2 separate regions of the Homo sapiens genome follow, and region 1 is linked to region 2. A link is a loop called in an ENCODE intact Hi-C map of the cell type or tissue named here. Cell type or tissue: IMR-90. All regions are shown on one strand. Each heading gives the region's core, and the rest is flanking DNA. Links, peaks and the distances in the headings are about the cores only.

What was found. A loop is a pair of places that touch in the nucleus more often than their neighbours do. Peaks named below come from ENCODE experiments on the same cell type or tissue, not always from the same donor. Only the 100,000 strongest peaks of a DNase experiment are listed, where the experiment ranks them.
Region 1: a loop joins it to region 2, with 8 times the contacts of the local background. A loop is called at or near these places in 3 of 110 quality-filtered maps.

What each region holds. Positions count from the first base shown.
Region 1 is chr4:186,778,542-186,783,928 of GRCh38, forward strand. No RefSeq gene overlaps it. Among named protein-coding and RNA genes, the nearest start is that of FAT1, 57 kb to the left of the region's middle. In IMR-90, for the core only: no CTCF peak of the experiment used is centred there; a DNase peak (open chromatin) is centred at 3,200; H3K27ac peaks cover 1,191 bases.
Region 2 is chr4:186,837,477-186,842,863 of GRCh38, forward strand. It overlaps LOC124900877 (a long non-coding RNA gene), which reads right to left and starts at 3,342. Exons shown (of 2, transcript XR_007058506.1): 1 at 3,266-3,342; 2 at 920-1,787. It overlaps LOC102723906 (a long non-coding RNA gene), which reads left to right and starts at 3,186. Exons shown (of 5, transcript XR_939594.3): 1 at 3,186-3,513. In IMR-90, for the core only: no CTCF peak of the experiment used is centred there; DNase peaks (open chromatin) are centred at 2,235 and 2,985; H3K4me3 peaks cover 337 bases; H3K27ac peaks cover 1,904 bases.

The sequences.
Region 1 (5,387 bases), core at 311-5,310, 59 kb before region 2:
ACTCAGGCACCTACTTCCCTGGAGGCGAACCCACCTGGGCCCCCTTCTTTCCCTGTTTGGGCTTGTTGGAGGATCTTCCTTTTATGTTGTATTTTTACTTGTTTTTTGTTTGCTCTCTAACTGCGCTCATTGCATCCTGGATCTGAGATTCGGCATTTGCTCTTACTTTGGGCTTCCCATTACATACTCATTTTGCAGTATATTGAGCTGGTCAAGTGCAAGCCCCGAGCCTTGGCAGCTTCCATGTGTACCCTGCAAAGCCACAGGGTCTGAGCTCCCGAAGACTGTGGGAGTCCACCTCTTGCATCAGCATGACCTGGATGTGAGACATAGAGTCAAAGGAGATCATTTCGGAGCTTGAAGATTTAATGACTTCCCCACTGGATTTCAGACTTGAGTGGGACCGGTAGCCCTTTCATTTTGGTTAGTTTCCCCCATTTGGAACGGGTGCATTTACCCAGTGCCTGTGCCCCTATTATATCTAGGAAGTAAGTAACTTGCTTTTGATTCTACAGGCTCATAGATGGAAGGGACTTGCCTATCTCAGATCAGACTTTGGACTTGGACTTTTGAGTTAATGCTGAAATGGGTTAAGACTTGGGGGACTGTTGGGAAGGCGTGATTGGTTTTGAAATGTGAAAAGATATAAGATTTGGGAGGAGCCAGGGGCAGAATGATATGGTTTGGCTTTGTGTTCTAACCCAAATCTCATCTCGAATTGTAGTCCCCACGTGTTGAGGGAGGGACCTGTCATCTTCACGCGTTGAGGGAAGAATGTGATTGGCTCATGGGTGCAGTTTCCCACATGCTTTTCTCGTGCTAGTGAGTTCTCACAAGATCTGATGGTTTTATGAGAGGCTCTTCCCCCTTCCTTTCATGGTTTCTTGTCTGCCACCATGTAAGATGTACCTGCTTCTCTTTCTGCCATAATTGTAAGCTTCCTGAGGCCTCCCCAGCCATGTGGAACTGTGAGTCAATTAAACCTCTTTTCTTTATAAATTATGTAATCTCAGGTAGTATCTTTGTAGCAGTGTGAAAATGGACTAATGCATGAAGTATTCAATACAAAATTATTTCACAAACAGAAATATGGAATTTTGTTTAGAAGAATTCTATTGGAATATTTAGACTCAAAATAATATATTGGGAAGAAAATGCACACATATATACAAATATTCCATATGTTTTTAATACAAGTTCCTTTATTTTCTAACTTTGAAGTTGATACAATTCTCGGGGACAAAAATGTGTTAGGTCATTCTTGATCTTCTATATGGAAACTTTTCTCTTTTTTTGAGACAGGTCTCACTCTGTTGCCCAAGCTGGAGTGCAATGGCATAATCTGGGCTCACTGCAAACTCTGCTCCTGGGTTCAAGTGATTCTCCTGCCTCAGCCTTCCAAGTAGCTGGGATTACAGGCAAGCACCACTGCGCCTGGCTAATTTTTGTGTTTTTAGGAGAGACGGGGTTTCATCATGTTGGCCAGGTTGGTCTTGAACCTCAGGTGATCTGCCCACCTTGGCCTCCCAAAGTGCAGGGATTACAGGTGTGAGCCACTGCGCCTGGCCAGGAAACTTTGCTTTAATAATGTATTGGCTCAGATTGCAAGTCATTAATTTATTTGTTCAACAAATGACTGTTTTACTACTGCCTTGTAAGTGCCAGACAAATGTTAGGCATGTGTAGGTTTGGGGACAAGGGGGATAGATTAGGGATGAAATAATGATCTAGAAGACATCCGATGTGCCATGAAGGACCCAACATTTAACAGGCCACAAGAGGAAAGAGACAGACATGTAATAAATGATTTTACTTCAACTCATTAAGTGTTTCAATAAAAGTAGACATAAAGTCCTGAGGTGGCAATTACTAGGGATTGGCCAACTGTGGCTCAAGGAACCAGGAAGTGCCTTATGGAGGAGCCTAATAATTATGATGGTTCTGCTGTCCTTTGTACTATTGTTTAAGATTCATGCCCAATCTAATACCTGATGACGTAATCTTTTTATTGCTTGTGGTTCTCCTTGAGGAAGATGATGAAGAGAGGTGAAAACTGCTTCAGCCACCCTCCCCCCGAGGACTGCTGCCCTGCCTTATTTTCCTTAAGTTTCTGTACCATGCCTCTGACAGAAGAGAAAGTTTATCCCTGGGGAGGCAAGTGGAGATGAGGCCTAGCATTCCATATGGAGATCCTGGATCCCCTTCCTTTTGCCCAATATAGACCTGGGGAAGAGTTCAAGGAAGTGGAGAAAACAGTACGTTTCCAAAGGCAGAGCTCCTTCATCTGGGAAACTCCCTCCAGGGGCTGGCTATGCATGTCATGCTTGTCTGAGGTGGCTACTCAGAGTGGCCATGGTAGGACCTGTACCCCTTTGCTAGAATTAGAAGCTTGCAATGTATGCATCATCTGTCTCTCACTGCAGTTTCTGCTAAAAAATACATGCCTTTCGTAGGTGGTGATATTTCCTGAACTACTCTTTCCAAAATATTGTGCTCATCCAGATAATCTTATATTGGACCTAGGACATTGCAGTGCAAATGAAGGCAATCTTAAGCTTCCCATATCCTGAATTAGTCTTTTCAAAATATGGTGCCCATCTAGATAAATCTTACACACTGGACCTCAGACAGTACAGCGCATATGAAGGCAATCTGTCCATTGCCGTATCGTGAATACCTCAATCAGTATTATCTCTAGCTGTAGAGATCCCCCTTTGAAGCCCATATAAACTATGCATATTTAGGCTGCTAAGATAGAAATATCATTTGCTATCAACTTTCAGAAAGATTCTTTCTTCTCTTGTATTTCTTGTGATGAGAGTGTGGCCACACATCTGCTAGCCAGGCTCCAGGGCTTTTTACTCACTCCCTTCAACCATCAGGGACAAAGCACAAGAAAGTGTTTTCTGAGAGTTTGCTTCTCTGCAATCTTTGACAGCTACCTTGGCTTGCTGGGGCTGGATTTTGAGCTGCATTTTTTTCCTATGAAGATGTAAAGTTTGTCTTTCCGTACAGAGGGCCAGTGTTTATCACATTTTTTATTTGTCTTTCAATACATTTTCAATCTTTTTCTCCAACCAATCCAAATTGTTTATTTTCCTCCAAAAGAGAAGATAAACGCCTTACCTAGCTTGTCTTGTCTAAGCCTGCCCCTTTCCCTGCTAACAGTGCTTCAATTGTTAACAAGACGTTTATGTTTCCACAAGTCTTTTCTGAGTCATGGGCCCCAGTGTTTGACATGGTGAGATAGCTGCTGTAGCTATTCAGGAAATGAAGAACATTAGTGAAATTCCTCTCATTAAAAAATAAATAAATAAAAAAGAAACAATATTTTAAACATTATGTGAATACAGGACTTATTTATTAAAGCTAAACAGAAGTACTTTCAAAAAATCATAATCCCAATTAATCTATATTTTATTTACTTTGGCTCTTGTAGACACGTAATGTGATAGCGTGTCAACTGTCAACTTCTGCTTTTCACTATATTGGTATTTTATAGTCATTGGATCAAAATATTATTTATTTTTAATATCATTTAATGTTTAAAAATGTAGGCTTAGCATCAAAGGACTAGAAAACTCTCAGCACCTGTTTCTTTTCTCTTTGTATTCTGTTTCCTATTACTTATCTACATTTTCAGTGGCATATGTTTTAAAGGAGTTCACCAGTTTCTCTTCTTAGGAACTAAGGATAAACTCCTTGATAATGAATTCGGGTCCTTTCTTCTCTTAAAGTAACTATTATGACTAAGTAACATCCCTCAGAAGATACTATTTTATTCTTTTTTACATTTTTTCCTTTTACTTACTGTTATGGATTGAAAGTTTATGCCCCCCACAAATTCATATGTTGAAATCACCCTAATACCTAATACCTAATATGATGGTATTAGAAGATGGGGTCTTTGGGAGGTGATTAGGTCACAAGGGTGGAGCCCTCATGAATGGATTAGTGCCCTTAAAATAGAGAGCCTGGGGAGCGCCCTGGCCCCTTTTCCACCAACTGAGGACACAGCAAGAAGACAGCCATCTATGGACGAAGAAGCTGGCTTTCCCCAGAACCGGACCACGCTGACACTCTGACTTCCAGCTTCCCGAAATGTGGGATATAAGTTTCTGTGGTTTACAGGCTACCCAGTCTATAACACTTCATTATAGCAGCCTGAGATAGGATACTTACTGCTATGTGCATTAACTATAACAATATGAGAAGTGGCTACAGGCAATCAGTTCACAGTTCGCTGTTATTCCCATGAATGGGATCTGAGACTGACAATTGCAACAAAAAGAACATTTCCATTTCTACCAATACTTCAGCCACAGCCCTGAATCCCTGTCCTGTAGCAGTTCTCAATGTAGTTATAAAATTGTATTTCAGTTAGTAAAAATGATACCACTCCTCTGGTGGCTGTACTGGTATTGCAAATGTTTCCAGTGTAAAGGAGATTACAGTTATACCCAGAGATTCTTAGAGAGCTGTCCTATGTGAACTAAGGAAGCATCACTGTTTATTGCCAACACAGATACTGCTACAGGAACGCTTCATCATATTCCAGACTATATTTTGACATCCCCTTCCCATTCTCTCCAATTTGCTTCCTTTTCCCCATGAACATTTGTCTCGGGTCCTGGCCCTATTCCTCCAAGTTACTGGTAAGCAAATTATAAATAGATAACCAGATAGGCTAATTTGAGCATTAATATTAATATAACATGTTTATCTGTCCATATAATACCTGCATTTTTAACCAAAGTTTTAGGCTTTCAAATCAGATGAATGACCAATGAGAGAATAGTAGATACTCATATCCTAATATTTATATTTATATATCCACAGAACCTTTAAACCTTTAAAAGGAATGAAGAAACTTGGCCTTAGAGGAAGCTCATGCTCAGTGCTACTACGGACTGCATACCTTCCTTTCCCTTGCATTCCTTCATTCATTCCATAGTTATTGTTTCTACTTTGCATCAAGCACCGTAGCAGGCATGTGGTAATGAACAAGGCAGTAAGCTTTTAAAAGTAAGAGGTTTCCCCTGATATATCAAGGACCTGAGTTCCTTTTACCTTCCTCCTCCACCATCACAATGTGAGTGTCATCATGGGCCTAAATTGTCATGTATTCCCTTACATCCAGACATCACTCATGAGCTCAGACAGAAGGGAGAGGAGGAGAAAACGTGCCAAAGATGAAGGGCTGTAGACACAGGCCAACTCAATCTTTCTCTTTAAAAAATCTTTTTGGGGCTGGGCACGGTGGCTCATGCCTGTAATCCCAGCACTTTGGGAGGCCAAGGGGGTGGATCACGAGGTCAGGAGATGAAGACCATCCTGGCTAACATGGTGAAACCCCATCTCTACTAAAAATACAAAAAATTAGCCTG
Region 2 (5,387 bases), core at 294-5,293:
GATGTTCCCCTTCCTGTGTCCATGTGTTCTCATTGTTCAATTCCCACCTATGAGTGAGAACATGCGGTGTTTGGTTTTTTGTCCCTGTGGTAGTTTACTGAGAATGATGATTTCCAATTTCATCCATGTCCCTACAAAGGACATGAACTCATCATTTTTTATGGCTGCATAGTATTCCATGGTGTATATGTGCATTTTCAAGCTGTAAAGATGTCATACAGAGGCAGCCTAACTACTGAAAGGAGGCTTCACTCTGGCATGTGAAACCTCAAGTAACTCACTGGGCTATTTCCTGTAAGAACTGCTAACGAGGAGCCAAAGTGTCTCAACGAGTTCCACCTCAAAACTCTGTTCTTGCAGGCTCTTATCTTTACACATTCATGAAAGGCACTAGGCTAAAGGAAGAGATTCAGGGAAGCAGAAAATGAGAAAATGGCGGCACAAGGAGCATGGTTAACCTGTCAACCGAATAACTTACTGTTGGACAATTGGAAATGTGCTATCCACTGCAGCTAATTGCATTCTAATTGGTTGTAGTTAGAAATTTTTTACTTAAAAAAAAAATTTCCAAGTTGATTTATAAGAACTGTGTATTAGGACCTATGCCTTATGTATTTTTTGTTTTAAAATCCATTGTATGTAAGGATTATTTGGGGATAATTTTTTCTTATTTATTTGTATTACATTAATTCGTTTGCAATACATTAATTCATTAAATCTTCTCAGAGGTAGCATGAGACCTTTTGTGTGTTTGCGAAAATACATTTTTTTTGTGTAATGGCACGTAAGTAAATTAAAAATTAGTAACACAAACCAAATGGAAAAGTACATCAAATGCAGGATTTGTGATTTCAGAGCATACACTTAGGAATCTATGTTTTGTTATTTAACGAGTATTAAAACATAAATTACAAGTACATTGTGGTTTCAGAATAACACTGTATTTGACTTGATGACATAGCGATCTGTTCACATAACAGCATATAGTGCAGTGCTTGACATGTAGTTGGTGAATGAATGAATGATTGAAAAAATGAATGAATGATAGGAAGTCCATTTATATCAGAGTCATCCTAGTAGCTAAATTAATGACTGACTATAAAATGTCAAATTCCCCATTACAGTGCAATGATTACCAACCATTTTACCACCACAGATCCTGAGATTTGAAAAGTTTTGTCTACTAAACATGATATATTTATTTGATAGCAATTTCTTTTTCTCATTTTTAATAAAAGTGACATGGAATAATAGTACTGACAGAATTGATCACACAATAGCTTCATATTTCTCCTATTAAGGTAACAGTACAGTGTGGTTAAGGACATGGATTTGCAGCAAAGAGCATGGGCTCTTAACCGGATTACCTTGGTTAGAACCCCAGTTCATTAGCTGTGTGGACTTACACATAAGTTCTTACAAACTGCTCTGTATCTCAATTTCCTCATTCTAAGAGGAGGATAATACGTGTGCCAAATTCATGATTTTTTTAATGAATCCATGAAAAGCACCTAGAACAGGGCCTAGGACATAGTAAGCACTCAAAAAATGTTGGTGATTCCACGCTATGAGTGCTAACATGGATTATTCCCAAAGCTCACTGGAGCACCATGAAGTCAGGATTGTGCCCAAATTACAGATGAGAAAACAGACCTACTGAGATTAAAATTGCTTAATGTAACAGATTGGCTCAAGTCTAGAGCTAAATCTTGCTCCTTTTCTCTTTCTCTCCCTCTCTTCTTCCTTTTTCCCTTCTCTTCTCTTTTCTCTCTAACAGAAATCTTGATCTGCAAGAGATAAGCGGTGTTGCCACATTACATTAATACAATCCCAGGCAGAATCAATGCTTGACATTTCAATTAGCTTGTGCAACTTTATTGAAAGTGAACTTATGATTTCTGTTTAACTCTTGGAAATACTGAAAATGGCTGAAAGAGCTCCATTTCTTTCAGAATAGGAGCAGTGATATAAGGGAGCCTCCAGTTGGCTCTTTCATAATTCTTAACACTTCAATTTGTGGTAAGTCATTTAAATGTTGCCATAAATAGGATTTAAAGGGGGGGCGGAAAGTATTGTCTATTTTTTAAATGGCAAATTCTTGATTTTATGCTTTTTCACGTATTAAGAAAACAGATATTTTCAGAAGTTAATACAAATGACTTGCAATACAACGATCAGAAATTTTTTGCCAATGATGACTCATTTCATAAAAACCCAGAACATTTATTCTTTCTGTTCCTGTTTCAGAAGAAATAGCGTAAGCACCATGGCCACTGCTAGTCCTAACATTAACACTGAAGTTTATAATCCATGTTTTGCCTTTTCTGGCTGTGGCTGTTAGTATCTGGCTGGAGGGGCTCCAGGGCCACACACAGACGGCGTTCATGTATGACAGTGTCTTTTACGGAGTGGGGTAAAGAGGGCCACACTCTGAAAAACAGAGAGGTGGGAGAGAGGGAGGGAAGCCACAGAACACCCCCATGACCCCAGCCACCCACGGAACTGGGAGAGGGAGAGTCACCGCTTGGCTGAAGGCTGAGGAAAGCAGAGACGGAATAATGGATGACTATGAAATTAAAATAGGGTGACTTGAATAAGACATATACGACTTTTTTTTTTTTTTTTTAAACAGTGGAACCTACTTCTTCATGTCTCTAACTTTCCTGAGTGGGAGTTTATCAACCCTGTCCTTACAACTCACTACTTGTTCCGGGATGTAGGAAAACACCCTTTACCTTGAGGCCCTTCCCAATCTATCCAAGTCCACTGTCGAAATTCCTTACCCACCACCCTCCTGCCAGGAGACACTGTGATGCCCATTTCCCCAGGACCCTTCCTTCTGGACTGCTTTCTCTCCTACTGCTGTCTCTCGACCCCGCTCCATCTCCCTCCCCATCCTCCTCCCTCCCCCTCCTTCTCCTCCTTCAATGAGCTTGTGCAACTTTATTGAAAGTTCTCCCCTCCCACTCTGCCTCCTTCTCCCCTCCCCAGTCCTCTCCACTTTCCATCTCCCACCCCTCGCCTTCCTCCCGCCTCCTTCTCCTCCCCACTCCCTCTCCTTCTCTCCTCCTTCTCCCTCCCCCCTTCCCCTCCTTCTCCTCCCTCTCCCTCCTCTTCTTTCCCCCTTCTTCCCCCTCCCGCTCCTCTCCCTCCCTCTCCTTCTCCCCCTCCTCCTCCCTCCCTCTTCTCCCTTCCTCCCCCGACTCCTTCTCTCCTCCCTTCTTTCTCCCCTCCCCATCACCGCTCTTTTTGGTGTGTTGCTCACTTTCTCCTCAGTTTGTCCAAACACTTTCAGTTTTCACTTTCAGGAAGTGTTGAGGTCCACACCCAACTCAGGCTCTCCATCCCTGAGGGGAAGCACGTGGCTGTCCCCTTTCGGTGGATTTCAAGCATCCCTGGCGCAGGTGCAGCGGCCTTGCCCTGGGCTCACCAGCAGCCTTTGGGGTCCCAGTTGGCAGGCAGCCCTGTTCCCTGGGGGTCCCTGCCGGAGCTGCTGGTCCCTGGAGCTACCCCGTGAGTACTTTTCTGTCTTGGAATAGGATGTTCAAGTGCACAGGTCACGGGTAAGGACGGAGGCATAGATTAATCCGGCCCCTCACTGCCCCGAGGAACCCAGGATCTGGCACGGTCCTCGGCATGCTCATGCTGCAGTGAATGAGCGAGTGAGAGTGAACTGACAGGCGCGGGGAGGAAGAGGCTGAAGCACGCTTCACTTGCCCGCAGTTTTGTGAGGGCGGGGTCTGTAGGCCGGAAAGGAATTCTTCACCCCGGAAGTGAATGCTTGTCGCATGCATTAAATAGCCTGATTTGGCTGTCCCTTTCCCCACCGGTTTTGCTGCAGTCATTCTTTGGCGATAAAAATTTTAGAAATGTGTTTTCTGAAATTTTTCTTTTTTTTATATACTTTAAGTTCTAGGGTACATGTGCACAACGTGCAGGTTTGTTACATATGTATACATGTGCCATGTTGTGTGCTGCACCCATTAACTCGCCATTTACATTAGGTATATCTCCTAATGCTATCCCTCCCCCCTCCCCCCACCCCACAACAGGCCCCGGTGTGTGATGTTCCCCTTCCTGTGTCCATGTGTTCTCATTGTTCAATTCCCACCTATGAGTGAGAACATGCAGTGTTTGGTTCCTTGTTCTTGTGATAGTTTGCTGAGGATGATGGTTTCCAGCTTCATCCATGTCCCTACAAAGGACATAAACTCATCATTTTTTATAGCTGCATAGTATTCCATGGTGTATATGTGCCAAATTTTCTTAATCCAGTCTATCATTGTTGGACATTTGGGTTGGTTCCAAGTCTTTGCTATTGTGAATAGTGCCACAATAAAAATACGTGTGCATGTGTCTTTATAGCAGCATGATTTATAATCCTTTGGGTATATACCCAGTAATGGGATGGCTGGGTCAAATGGTATTTCTAGTTCTAGATCCCTGAGGAATCGCCACACTGACTTCCACAATGGTTGAACTAGTTTACAGTCCCACCAACAGTGTAAAAGTGTTCCTATTTCTCCACATCCTCTCCAGCACCTGTTGTTTCCTGACTTTTTAATGATCGCCATTCTAACTGGTGTGAGATGGTATCTCATTGTGGTTTTGATTTGCATTTCTCTGATGGCCAGTGATGATGAGCATTTTTTCATGTGTTTTTTGGCTGCATAAATGTCTTCTTTTGAGAAGTGTCTGTTCATATCCTTCACCTACTTGTTGATGGGGTTGTTTGTTTTTTTCTTGTAAATTTGTTTGAGTTCATTGTAGATTCTGGATATTAGCCCTTTGTCTGAGTAGATTGCAAAAATTTTCTCCCATTCTGTAGGTTGCTTGTTCACTCTGATGGTAGTTTCTTTTGCTGTGCAGAAGCTCTTTGGTTTAATTAGATCCGATTTGTCAATTTTGGCTTTTGTTGCCATTGCTTTTGGTGTTTTAGACATGAAGTCCTTGCCCATGCCTATGTCCTGAATGGTATTGCCTAGGTTTTTTTCTAGGGTTTTTATGGTTTTAAGTCTAACATGTAAGTCTTTAATCCAACTTGAATTAATTTTTGTATAAGGTTTAAGGAAGGGATCCAGTTTCAGCTTTCTACATATGGCTAGCCAGTTTTCCCAGCACCATTTATTAAATAGGGAATTCTTTCCCCATTGCTTGTTTTTGTCAGGTTTGTCAAAGATCAGATGGTTGTAGATATGTGGCATTATTTCTGAGGGCTCTGTTCTGTTCCATTGGTCTATATCTCTGTTTTGGTACCAGTACCATGCTGTTTTGGTTACTGTAGCCTTGTAGTATAGTTTGAAGTCAGGTAGCATGATGCCTCCAGCTTTGTTCTTTTGGCTTAGGATTGACTTGGCAATGCGGGCTCTTTTTTGGTTCCATATGAA